Linked DNA regions of Homo sapiens: region 2 is linked to region 1. The links are chromatin loops, found by intact Hi-C in ENCODE. Cell type or tissue: CD14-positive monocyte. All regions are shown on one strand. Each heading gives the region's core, and the rest is flanking DNA. Links, peaks and the distances in the headings are about the cores only.

Region 1 (8,031 bases), core at 1,592-6,591:
GTTTTATGGTAGTCTGGTCATTTGTCTCCAGGTGCACTTGTCTCTGTAGATTTGACACTGCAGATGCCTAGAATATAATGAGACATGTTTCATTCACTCAGTTTTAAGTTAGTATTTGGGCATCTGTGGATTAAAAGAGGACCTTAGAGTTGACCATAAAGTTGCAGTTAACATTTTCACGCATAATTTTTTTTCTGTAGAATCCTAAGTATAAGATAAAATCTCAAGGGTAATATTACCTTGAAAACCAGTGGAATACTACAATACTACAGTGAAGCCCTTAGTCAGTCTTCCCTAAAATGAAGGAAGCCACACCCACCTGGAATTATAAATGACTACCTGATTATTCAGTATGTGGAGAAAAGTATTCTCTGAATTTTAGACCATCCTATAGGTATATTAATACTTTTCTTTTAGAAGTCTTTGTAATTCTGGCCAAATTTATCAATGTCTTCCTATTTATTTGAGACACTGCTGCTTAGTGTTAATTGCACTATTTTTTTTAAATACAGAAAACAACATATCTCTTCTTTAAGAAGCTTAAGGAAAAGAGTAAAAGGGAAACAGCTGTAGAAAATCAGAGAGTATCAGAATTTGATTTCTTTCATACAATGCTTAATCATCTATGATATATTAATTGAAGATTGTTATTTGATTTATACTAGAGACTCCAATTATGCCTACAAAGGTTGAAAGTGAAGATAAATATATGGTTAACTCAGAATAGCTGTTTCCTAAATCATCGTTATTTTTCTTTTCATTATAAAATTTAAACTAGAATAAATTATTTTGAGTTCAAATCACCTTTGTTTTTAATTATTCAAAATAAACATTTTCCCAAAAATAGATTTATATAACTTTTTTAAAGGCATATTAATTGATATTCATATTTGTAATGTGTCTTTCAAAGTGAGATTGAACATTTCTAGTACCTTGTGCTCCAATTAACAACTCTTCATGGATGTTGCAACTGCCTATATTACTTGGTATGGAAAAGATAAAATTAACCAGAAAAAAGTACCATAAATTAAATATTCCTTTAAAAGTCAGATTAAGAAAATATATTTCATTGCTCTACAATATTTTTTAAAATACAGATAAATCTAAACTTGTTTCAGAATTAGATCTGTTGTTTAATTTCTATATCACATGTATGAGTTTGACTTCCAGGGTTGCTGTGTTTATTCTTTTCTCAAGAGATCTGGGAGAAGGGCTCATTATGAGGTTGTGCCATGTTGCTAGGCAGACGGGTTCAGCATTCAGATATTCTAGCTGTTCTAGCGACTTTTCAGTTCTCTGACTTTCTCATTAAATTTTTGTCTACTCTCTTCTATACTTCTAAATAGCAGACACACACATAATGATAAATGTGTTATGGGAATGACTAGTTCCCTCACTACCAGGGAGTTACATAAGAACAATTCTGTATTCACCATTTTCAGGCACAAAAGAAGAATAAAAGCCTACCCCAATGTGACCTGCTGCACAAAATACCTTTTGTTATCAACTTAAGTGCTCTTCTGAATCCTCAAACCACCCACTGACAGATTTTCTTTTTCCCACATACATAATTTATAAGTCATCTAATTAATTTTTCATAAGTTAAACAACTGTTAATATTAGTTCCTGGACTTCACGAATGGCAAAAATTAATTTTTTCCCTAAATGCATTTGCAGCGTCTTCTACACTTTCTCCAATGCTATACAGAGCGTTGAATATTTGGAACTTTAAGTTGAGGAGTGGTTTTAGAATTCAGTCTCTGGGCAGACAAAAGCTTCCACACTGTGAGCAAGTCTTAGCGGAAGATTGCTTAAGGGAAAATCCTATACCACATGATATATCACTGACCTTTCTCCTCTGTCCTTGTTACACAGAGAACTGAACCCCTTCTCTGTCTCCATTTATGGAGTATTTGACAATGACTGATAGTTTTGTGTTTTCCATAGCTGCCATTGCATTAAAATGCAGTTGCTGTTACACGAAGTCTCGGAGGGCCACAGAGTAAATCTGAAGGGAGCAGGGAAAAAATAGCACAAAACCTTCATGTGTCAGAATACATCAAAACCCACCATCTCAAATTATGAGTAACTCCTAAGTTTCTGGTACATAGCAGGAATGAGGAACAAGCATTGACTGTAGAAAATAGAACTATTTGAAATACAAACTTGGGATGGTCTCCTGGCTCCTGGGTTGAAGGGGAGAGATTAGATGTTAGACCACATTGAGAGGCTTTGATGGCTTTTTGCTTCTCATTTGGGTCTGAGATAGGACTAAAATCCTCAATTTGAGATCACACGAGGGGCTAGTAACCTGACCTCAAAAGTTAAGTAGAAACCCACTCAAAAAGTGATTAGAAAGTAAAAGAAGCCCTCACCTCCTGCCTCTCCTCTCTAAAGTCACTAAATCCAATGGACACCCTTATGTGTCTCTTGAATCTGCTTCTTTCACACCCATGGCCACTACCCTAGTTTGGCCACCATAATCTCTTCCCTGGATTCGTTCCAACACTGGTAACCTGACAGCCCATCTCTTCTTTCCCGACTCTGTTACACAAGTAAACATCCTGCAGCACAATACTGTGTCTCTATCCTGCTTAAAACCCTTTATTAGCTTTCCAGTGCTCCTAAGATGAAGCTCAAAGCTCTTCAAATGACTTATAAGGCTGTGTGAACTAACATCCTGTTCACACCTTGTTCCAGCGGTGAGAAGGTCTACACAAACCTACCTCCAACAGCCTAGGATGCTGAGACACTGAAGAAAAGGGCTGACAGATACAGTTTCTTAGAAAGAAATATTTAATAGGGACATGTGAACAGAAGCCATGTCTGCATCTCAGTTGACCATGAGACAAGATGGTGGATCCTCTCACTGTTACCTCATATGCTCAGGGCTTATAAACCATAGGGAAGGAATGTGTAGGACAATTGAACTGGACCCCTCAATGAAAGGCAAGAATGCTATGTGAATCTGCCAAAGGTCAGGATGTATGGTCAAGGTTGTTTTGACCTCAGGGCAGAATTTACAGTGACAGTAGATGAAGTAGAAATCTGAGAGGCATTCTCAGAATCAAGGTTAATCAGAAGTCAACATGGCAGATTTGCATCCAAGATGGAATTGCTTTAGTCTTCATGCATTGTAGCTTGGATGTTCCACGTTGAAACATCCTAGAAAACTCCTTCCTTGACTCTGCACGTGGCCACCTTTTCATCAGCACCTGGGCTTTAATACAAACGTAGTTTCTGACCTCTCAGTCTGGGTTACTTGCTTCTTCCATTACATGCTTCCTTATCATTGTTTTTGCTCTCTATAGTGGGCTACATCATACTGCATTATAATTGCTACTTTAGTTGTTACTTGCCTGTTTTACCCTCTACATCACAAAGAATTTAGTTTTCAAACCATGTGAAAGCAATACCTCCCCTTCCAGACAAGGCTATAATGAATCAGGACATAAAACTCAAAGGCAAATTAAGTAACAGTAAAACATTGTTATTATCGGCTTTTATCCATTGACATTCTTATATAAGAAAATATATTTGAATTTATCAGACTATCCCACTTCAATTTTTCTGATTCTTAAACTTCTTTCACATTAATATGTAGTCTTATGAGTTCTCTGAAAAGTTTCTTATATCATTTCATATTTCTGAGTGGTATATGGTAAAGAAGTGGCCTTTAGTAAAGAAAACACAAACTATTTTGTTTTATATTCATTCATTAATAAAGATTAATTACAGGGCTTATTTTATAACTTTTGGACCTTTCAATACAGTTAAAGAAAATTCTTGACTTTTTCCATTTAAGCAATGCATGCTTATTGATTTTTTAAAAATTAATTAAGAAGGAAGCATTACTTGTTCACTACAAATTTTTGTTGAATTTTTTATTATATTATTTTTGTTTGGGGGACCAAATATTTATTAAAGAAGATTGAAATTTATGTGTTATGACATCAACAACAGATAAATTATGGAAGCAGAAATTCTTTACTAGAGCTAAAATAATTATCTGGTTATGTTTTTTAATGATAAAAGAATACATACAAGCAATGGTCTACACACTGCAACTAAAGATCTGCTTCATTTTTTCAAAATAAAAAGCAAAACTGAATATGACTTTCATTACACTTTCTGTTTATAACACGGGTTTAATATACTAGTGACATCTTGATGCCTGATAAGAGGATTTTAATCAGATGTATGAAATGTCCAGATTATAAAGATTATAAGCAATTGTTCAGAATGATTACATTTTATACTTTACACACACACACACACACACACACACGCACATCTCTTAGTTTAACACAATCAAATTTACTTGACCCTTTGTTATTGTCCAATGTATGTGTTCCTGGTCAGCCTACCATCTTCCATGGGGTTATTTTGGAACTCAGGCTAGAGCCTAAGAATCCTCTGCCTATGGCTAGCAGATGAAGAAAAGAAACTAGAGAACATACACTGCCTATAAGTGAGAACAAGGTACACAGCCACACTTGACTGTAAGGGTTGTTGGGAAATGCAGTCCTGGCCTAGGCAGCTGCCTCTCAGTGAAAGGTTTGAAAGGGGACGCACAAATATTTGGTAGATAGTTGCCATCTCTACTGCAAAGAGAGAAAGAGAGAGAGAGAAAGAGACAGAGAGAGAGGGGTAGAGAGAGAGAGACCACGAGCATATTTTTTTTATAATGTGTAGTTAAAGGATGTGACTTTACCAGTAACAAGTTTGTGTCACTTCTTGATGATCTGATAGTGCACTGCAAAGAATTTAGTTTTCAAAAAATCCTCCAGAAAGGGATGTTGAAAGTACTTAAACTCCCCACTCAAATGTGTTACACACCAAATTCTAACATATTAGAGACACCCAGTGGGTGAACATGCACTGCCAAATCTGCTTCTTTTGGAACATTCATTCCATAAAATTTATCCAATTACTATATAGTATATATTCCTTATCAAAATGATGTCATTGATTAGAATGTTCCTAGTTCTACACTGGCTTTTTAAAAAATAATTTAAAACCACACACATTCACTGACTTAAAACAGTGCTGCAAGAACTTTACCACAACCCAGGTGCACTATGATCAATTAAATACTAATTATAACCCAGGCAGGTATATCTTCTCAGCTCACACTTGTATTTGTGCATTAGGAGGAGGACACCAATATCTCATAACTGCATGATATTGTACTTATTTTGTGTTAATTGTAGATTTGGGATTTTTTTGTAATAATGAATTTGAGCAAATATTAGATATTATTCATTATATAACATTCCAGCTTAAGTCTTCAATGATTCTGTACTGATACAGACAACAAATTTACATGCTCTGTGTCAGTTAGTCATGTAGCTTCCCGGTGTGTGCTGTCTTATTACAGGGGAAGAGAAACAGTAGGAACTAGGGCTGAAGATGCTTGTTTTCACACAGAAGAAAAGATCTCGTTTAACTCTCAAGACAAGACAGTTCCACCTCTTGTCTTTACATGGATGAATAACTGAAAGCCAGGTTTTTGCATCATTATCTTTGTATACCTCCTAGCAGCCGGTCACAGTGTCTGGCATGTCATAGGCACATTAGTTTTCTAACAATGAGTTACAACTTACCACAGCGTATTGGCTCACACCACTACCCATTCATTATCTCATAGTTCTGTAGGTCAGAAGGAGGGAGAGATTTAACTGGGTTCTCTGCTTAGAGACTCACATGACCAAAATTAAGGTATCAGGCAAGCTGTCCTGTTATCTGGAAGCTCTGGAGAACAACACACTTCCAAACGCATTCAAGGTGTTCGACAAATTCAGTCCCTTGTGCTTGTAGGACTGACATCCCCATTTCCTTGCTGGCCTGTTTTCTTTGCCATGTGCCTCCCTCCATCTTCAAGCCAGCAATAGTGCATCAAATCCTCACATTTGGAATCTCTCTGACTTCCTCCTCTGCCACCAGGAGAAAACTCTCTGCTTTCAAAGAACTCATGTGATTAGGTTAGGCACACCCAGTAATCTCTTATTTTAATGTCAACAGACCAGTAACCTTACGTCTGCAAAATGCCTTTTGCCACATAGCATAACTTAATCACAGGAGTAACACCACGTGACAAGGGCCATGGGAGCCATGATAGAATTCCACTTAGCACAGTAGAGGTAGGGTTTGTAACTCCGCCCACTGTAGTGCTTTCTAGTGGATATCACCTTGAGGACAAGGGAGAAATTCTTCCTGATGCCCAAGGTACAGGGGTATGCCTTATGTAGATTAGCACTACTTGTCCGAAAGCAAGCATAGTGTTTCTCCTCTGTATCATACAGGGAAACTCCTACTCTTGGATTTATACTGTTGTACCTGGAGAAGCTTCCTGGGACAAGTTGACCTTTCTGTTCAATTCCTAGCATGGTTCTACTTAGGGATCAATTGGTCAAAATTCCTTATAAGTATTCAAAACTTCTTTTCTTCTCTTTCTAAACACCTCCTTCTAGGTAATCTCAACCTGACCCCCAGTTTTAAATACAAGTATATACTGTGACTATACTATATAGTTCTGATTCCTTTTCTGAATTCTATTCCACCTTCTTAAGATGTCCACCTGGATATTTATAAGGTATATAATCCTTCACTCTTATTTTCCACATACCCTAAAGCTGCTCTCAGCCTTCTCCAAACCAGTAATTGGCAATGCCATCAACCTAACTTTTTAAGCCAAAAGCATGAGTCATTCTCAATTTCTGTCTTTCTCTTCCTCTCATCAGAATTCCATCAGCAAGTCTTATCTATGCTATCTCTAAAATATGTTTCAAAACCATATTTCTACTTCTCAATAATAGAATTACATTATCACTATTTTGCAACTGCTAATTTAGAGATCTGAGTGATGATTATCAACAATTGTTAACATCCCAAAAAGAGACACTCAGATATTGTGTACCTCCTGATGGAAGGACATTTGGCAAAGAAAAGAAAAAAAAAATAAACCTGAAGCCAATTAAACGTTTAGCTCTAACTTGTTACAGAAGACACAGGGGATAGAGGAACACATGAAATGACACCCTTATGATGCAATTAGGTAAGTCCAAATTGACAAACACTCTTAATGAAGCCACACAAATTCTTTAATGAATAAGTTACAAGGAAAAGAAAATAACAAGAGAGACATAAATGTCACATCAACCAAATGCAATATATGAACATAAGGACCTTGACTCAAATAAATCATTAAAAAGTCATAAGACAAAGAAATTTGAACACTGACAGGATATTTGATAACACTAGGGGAGGGGGAATAGCAGATGAAGAGAGGATAGAACAATTCATATCTTACTAGCATAAATAAAAGATAAATATTTAAGGTGAGGTGCATTCCAATTACCGTGATTTGACCTTTAGACATAATATGAATGTATCAAAATATCACATTTACCCTTAAAATATGTACATCTATTATGTATCAATAAAAAAACATACATACATAAAATTAGACACATTAGCAGTAAAGTTGTACTTGATAAAAGTTGTTATGATTAAAATCTAACAGAAGGACTGAAAAAAAGGTAAGGATTATTGTCCATGTTTAGGCATAAATTAGTATTGTATTCAAAATATAAATCCTTGTCTATTAAACATTTATATTGTAATATTTATGGATGAAATGATATAACATTTTATATTTGCTGCAAAATAATCTGGAAAAGTTGGTGAGCTATATAAGAAACAAAACTGGCAACGAGTTGATAATGGTCAAATGTGGGTGATGGGTGTGTCAGAGTTTATTTTACGATTTTTTTCTAAATTTGTATGCATTTGACATTTTCTTTAATAAAAAGGTCTTTAAGACATTCACTTCTTGCCAGTTCCACTATTGCTGCCTCATCAGTGCCACCATCCTCTCTTACCTGTGAGGCATATGAGAGCGCCCCTCTGGGTACTCCCTTTACCCATGGTAGCCTCCTTTAATCCATCCTCTTCATAACAGTCAGAGTGATCATTTAAAACTCAAATCAGCCAGGTGTGGTGGCTCACGCCTGTAATCCCAGCATTTTG
Region 2 (6,320 bases), core at 1-5,000, 160 kb after region 1:
CTTAGGAGCCCTCTTGCCTTCAACACCAACACTCTGGTTGCCTACTTACTGCTGGGTCTCTTTAATTTGATTCAAGCATCCACCCTAAATTCCAGGCATCCAGTCCCACTGGAATGCACCACAAGCAATGTCAGTCTCTGTCCTCAGTGTTGATGAAGGAAAAACATCACTTCCCACAAATCCCGATCTGATTTTAAATTTTCCCTAGTCCCCTGTTTTGAACATGCGTGCGCGTGCACACATACACACACACACACACATACTCATTTCTTCCTTCAGGTGACTCATACTGAGGCAATAGAGAGGTGTGGAGAACCCTGGAAGGACCATCTCTCAGCATTAACCCCATCGGCAGGATTAACCCCATCATGCTTCCACTGGCAGCTCTGGTCAGCAGGTCGGCAGTAGCAGCCCTTGAGGTTAGCACCAGGGCTTGGTGGTTTCTTCCAGCTGTTCTGAGGAAGAGTGTCAGCAGTCGTCTCGCTGCAGCAGTTCTTGTTAATACACAGGGTTTTCCATGCGTGCCCTGGTTCCTCAGCTGTCTCCTCAAGTACTACATCAACATCATTATTACTGAGAACTCACAGTGCAGTATCTGTCCCAGTGGGAATTACAGTGGTGCATGTCTCTTCTGGTGAAAGAATCTATTTAAGATGCAATTTATACTCGGGTTGCTGTATCAGGACACTTCCCAAAATTTCCAGAAAAATTCCACTGATGGCAGAGGAAAGAGGATGTGTGACCTCCAAGGATTTGAGGTTTAACGTGAAGTTGCATAGATTTAGGAAATTTTGCAAGCACAATTTTTTTGATGTCTCATATTTCAGCTTAAAAATCCAAGTAATTTTTGAAATTTATTTTCTAATATATTTATATTTATCTTAGTAAAAAATGCTTTTCTCCTCAACCCAACCCTTCAATCTTTTAGTCCAAAAATAGGTGTCCTATTTATCTTTTGTCTTGCCTACCCATTGTTGTATTTCACTCCAGGATGATGATGATGATGATGATATGATGGCAGTGATGAAGACAATTATCATGATCACAAAATATTTAATAGCCAGTTTTTATTGAGTGATTACTTCATGTCAGGAATTATGCAAAGCCCTTGGCAAGCATTATCTCATTTAATTTTTAAAACAAACTTATCAGCTTTTACAAGTATTATTCTCACTTTGTAGATGAGCTAAATGAGGCACAAAGGAGTTAAGTAACTTGCCATTGACAAACTTTTAACTAAAAATCTGAGGATTCACAATACCAACCCCCACAGAAAAGGAAATCATTGATTAATTTTTCTAATTTTTCATTAAGAGGATCTAACAGTTTCTTACCATAAATTTCAGTGGGACAAGGTACTCAGAAATTTAGAAGGGCTCTTGAACCAATTAACAGAGACACAACAGTAACTAGGTAACCAGAGTTACACCAAGAAAACTATGTAAAGACAGAATTTGAGGAATTAAATAATGCCAAAGTAAATTTGTTTGATAAATTCTTTCTCAACCCTCAGATATTTGGTATCCTTATCACATGCGGATGGAAGTTATTCCATGAATGAATTCTCTTTCTGGTACCTATAGAGCAGATACTCTATATTGGTTACAACGAGAGCCATATGTCCTGAGGCACATGTCTCCCAGTATGTATCACACTTGTGGAAGTCCATTCAGCTCCTTTTTCTTTATGTCCTAAAGCAGGACTCAGGTCCTTATTTCTTTTGTCTCAGAGGTAGCCTTTTCCCTTAAAGTTGCTTGCTCCACTTTCAACAGCATTCCCCAGGCAGTGGATGAATTTCAAGTAATTGAGAAACTTGGCCAAAGTTCAGATAGATCTTTATAATGATCTCTTCATGGAACACTGGAGTACCTGTGCAAATCAGGTCTCAGGAGTATACTTGGCCACTTTGTTACATGAGCTGGACATGGAAACTAATTCTACTGGGGTAACTGAGTTATACCTAAAATTGGTTAATAATAAAAGATCTTCTCTCAGGTCTCTTCATTTCTTTAGCTGACTAAAAATGTCTTCTCTGACCCATTTTAAGTATATAGCCTCTGTCTTCATAATAGGTCTCTACAAGAAGTATTCATTTGAATAGTGTGCTGGAGTCTTTTGCAAGGCTTTGGCTAAAGCCACGAGTCACTACTCATGCCCTTACATTACTGTCAACCTAGAAAAGTTTCATTGAAAATTTCATTCCAGAAATACATAATCTCTAAAGAAGAGCTTGGTATGCTTCTTCATTCATCAATTGGAAGCTATGTAACTTTTTTTTCTTTTCTTTTTGCATTAGTGGCCAGGAATTTTGAACTCAATTTAACGTCCTAATGAGGTAATACATTTATTTCAGGTGCTTGCTAGCATCTATTTCAATACCGCAGCTTGCTTCAACAGTTATAACCCTAGCTGCAAGTTAGAAACTTCTGTTTAAAAATACCTGATGTCTGAGATAGTGTCCAGCCCAGATCTAAGGGTGGGGCCAAGGAACTGGAATATTTCAAATGATCTCCAAGGTGATGCAAATGTAGAGGGAGATTTCAGAACCATTTCTATGGATGTTGTAAATTTGTTTTGTTTTAATTTTAGTTGTTTTATTTGTACACTAATTTATTTACATGAACTCAAGTTCTTTTGAAAGAAAAGAATCGTAATATACAAATGCATAAACCATCAATCTTATACTATTGAACAGATCTACATCTCACCAGTATGTGTCAATTTTGGCTGTCCATCAGCATCACTTGGTGAGCTGATAAAATCCTAATGCCTAGACCATATCCAAACCAATTAAATCATAGTCTCTGAAGGTGAGACTGAGGCACTGATCATTTTTAAATCTCCTCAGATGATTTTACATGCAGCCGAGGCTGAAAACTAATGATCCATATTCTCTCCCCACTTCTTAGCAATGTCTTGAAATAAGCATGTTCATAGGAAAAAATGTTAAACAAGTCAAGTTTATATTTTGTTTTAACCTAATCTTTTTATGGCACTTTTCTTCCTCAGCTGCTTAGCATCTACATCTTGTTTCAAGCCAAGGGGCACTTACCCATCTTACTTCCCTTCTCACGGAATATGTTGCAAACCCACAGAAACTGCTTATTATTCCAGTCTCTCAAAGTCTGACTGGCTAAGTCCAAGGACATTCACATGCAGAAAAAGCCTGCTTGTTCTCATAAATTTTCTAAATGGTAATACAATCTTCATTCATTTTTTCCATATTTGTTACCCCTCCTGATACCTTCTGGAGTAGGTTCTTGAATATCTAATCTAGCCGACTAAGCTTTAACTGGCTGATCAGTTTTGCTATTCGGTTCATTTGTTGACTTCTTTATCAGTTGTTTGCTCAAAATTTCTAATTTCCTCATAGCTGAATATCAATATTATTGACATTCTAATACTAGTATTGATCCAATTACATAAGACTTCTTTGAATTTCCTAACTACAGCAATACATCTACCATGAACAATTAATTGCTCTTCAAATTATACCATTTCACCATGCAATGACTTGCCTTTGCTTTTATAGAAATAGAGCATAAATTGGTGTTTGCCTGGGGGTAAGAAAGAGATGGGAGCAAGAAAAAAGTGGGTGTGGCTATAAAAGGGCAACATGAGGAATCTTTCTGGTGACAAAAATGTTCTGTATCTTTTTGTTTTCTTTTTTTGAGTTGGGGTCTCATTCTGTCATCTAAACTGGAGTGCAGTGGTGCAATCATAACTCACTTTAGCCTCAAACTCATGAGGTCAACCAATCACCCCTCCTCAGCCTCCTGAGTCTCTGGGACTACACGTGAGAGCAACCACACTCACCTAATTTTTAAAAATTTTTTGTAGAGAGGGAATTTCACAATGTTGCCCATGTTGGTCTCGAACTCCTGCCCTTAAGTGATCTTCCCCCAGTCAGGCTCCCAAAGCGTTGGGATTACAGTTATGAGCCACCATGACTGGCCAAAAATGTTCTTTATCTTGAATAAATCAATGTTAATATCTGATTGCAAAATTGTAGTTTTGCAAGATGTTACCATTGGGGTAAACTGGGAAAAGGATACATAGCTTCTCTCTGTATTGTTTCTCACAAATGCACGTGAATCTACAATTATCTCAAAGTGAAAAGGCTTTGTAAAATTTATTTTTATTTTTATTTTTTTGAGACAAGATCTCACTCTGTCACTCAGACTGGAGTGCAACAGTGTGACCACAGCTCACTGCAACCTCAACCTCCCAGGCTCAGGTGATCCTCCCACCCCAGCCTCCCAAGTAGCTGGGACCACAGGCATGACCCACCAAGCCCAACTAATTTTTGTATTTTTTGTTGAGACAAGGTTTCGCCGTATTGCCCAGGCTGGTCTCAAACACCTGGGTTCAAGTGGTCCACCCACCTTGGCCTCCAAAAGTGTTGGGATTATAGGCATGAGCCACTGCATCTGGCCTCAAAATGAAAAGTTTTTCAAAGTAAGTCCCATGGCTTACAATGCCAGCATGGAGTCACCCCAGCTTAACCCCTGCCTCACTTGGTTCTCTCTCGCCCTTTACTTTCTACACTTAAGCAATGCACCATTTTGTCTCAAATAAATTATACACATTCTCTCTGTCCTTAATGGAGGCACAAATGCACCAGCCTTCCCCACTTTCTTCCCCACTTCCCCACAACCATTCACCTCTCTTTTTCATGTCATTTCTCTAGAAGTGAGTCAGTCACTTCTAGGAAGTGAGTCAGTCACTTCTAGGAAGTGAGTCAGTCACTACCATTGGTAGCTAAGTCAGAAGGATTGCCTGCATCAATTACACTGGACCTAGGGCTAGTCTTCCCAAGACAACACAGGGCTTGGTTTTGAGTTCAGAATGTCAGTCCAGGTCTGTGACTCCCTCATGGTAACTTTTCCCTCAGGAGTCCATGTGTTCACTCCTTACATTTCAGCCATTATTTCTTTTTGACTTTTTTCTGCTTTTTCTGTCCATTATTTCTATTACATGTGTGTTGGTGTGCTTAACAGTGCCTCACATTTCTCTGAGACTCTGTTCATATTTCTTATTATTTTTATCTGTTATTTAGATTAAATAATTTCGATTGATCTGTCTTCAAGGTAGATGATTCTTTCTTTCGCCAGTTCAAATCTACCATGAAGCCACTCTAATGACGTTTTCATTTTAGTTATTGTACTTTTCAACTCCAAAGTTTCCATTTGGTTCTTTAAAAAAATTTCCTTTTATTGATATTCTCCATTTGATGAGACATTGCCACCATATCTTCCTTTACATTTTTAAGCATGATTTCCTTTAGTTTTTGACCATTTTTATAATAACTGCTTTGAAGTTTTTGTCTGTTAAGTTCAACATCTGAACCTTCTCACAGACAGTTGCTGTTGCTTACTTTTTTCCTATGTATGGGTATTTCAGGTAATACAGTATAGCAAATCTGGGTCCTGATCTCCCCAGGGCTTATTATTGTTGTTGTTGTTTGCTTATTTATTTGCTTATTAATGTGACTATACTATTTTAGTGAAGTCTATTTTCCCTACAACATGAAGCCTCAGACACTGATCCTCGGAGGGCAGTGCCTTGGGCATGGCACAGTCACCTTGAGATGACAGTAGTTTTAGCCAGTCTCTTTTTGACTGTCTTTCCCTCTGATTCCTTTGTTAAGATGTTTGCCTCTGTTGGTATCAAACTCAACTGTTAGGCTCCACTAAGTGCTGACTGTTGCTTTGTTGTTTAGACTACATGCTGGGGCATACATGTCTCCACAGTCTGATCCAATTAAATTCAAGCCGTTTTGTAAAGTCAGTATTGAGGCCAGACTTTGAGGTTTGTTCTCACCTCAGGAAAGCTCTTCTTATTTGTCTTTTTCTCTGATTCCTTCTGATAAAGTAGCTAACCTATAGTTTATCTTGTTGCTTTCATAAAGCTATCAGCTTCTTCTTAATTGCTTACTACCAAAATCTTCATTGTTTTTAAGAACTCCTGTAGGCCTGAACTTTCTCATACTCTGTCATAAATAAATCAGTTCCATTGGGAAGATTGTTAGTGCTCTCAGTTCCTATAACCTGCTTCTCTACCTAGGCAAAATCTCTGAACCACCAGAGCTGAAGGTAGGGTTAGTGCCTGCTGCTCCAAAATGATACCCATGCTTTGTGATTAGGGAATTAAGCAAGGACTGTAGTCTCTGGTCTTTTCAGCTTGACTCTCCTCTCTCCTAGTGTAGATCCTCTACCCTATGAATAAGCTGAGCCAAGGACAAAGGAGCCCCACCTTGCCATGCCTGGTTTAGAACTTCCACCCCATGAGCTGGATTGGGGAATGTTAGCCTCCAACCT

The links. A loop is a pair of places that touch in the nucleus more often than their neighbours do. Peaks named below come from ENCODE experiments on the same cell type or tissue, not always from the same donor. Only the 100,000 strongest peaks of a DNase experiment are listed, where the experiment ranks them.
Region 2: it touches region 1 in a loop (4-fold over the local background); 1 of 110 quality-filtered maps calls a loop at or near these places.

The regions. Positions count from the first base shown.
Region 1 is chr13:78,023,899-78,031,929 of GRCh38, reverse strand. It overlaps LINC00446 (long intergenic non-protein coding RNA 446), which reads right to left. Exons shown (of 6, transcript NR_047028.1): 3 at 1,850-2,008; 4 at 1-67. Among named protein-coding and RNA genes, the nearest start is that of LINC00446, 15 kb to the right of the region's middle. In CD14-positive monocyte, for the core only: no CTCF peak of the experiment used is centred there; no DNase peak of the experiment used is centred there.
Region 2 is chr13:77,867,325-77,873,644 of GRCh38, reverse strand. All of the region lies in intron 6 of EDNRB-AS1 (EDNRB antisense RNA 1), which reads right to left. Among named protein-coding and RNA genes, the nearest start is that of EDNRB, 48 kb to the left of the region's middle. In CD14-positive monocyte, for the core only: no CTCF peak of the experiment used is centred there; DNase peaks (open chromatin) are centred at 3,064 and 4,724.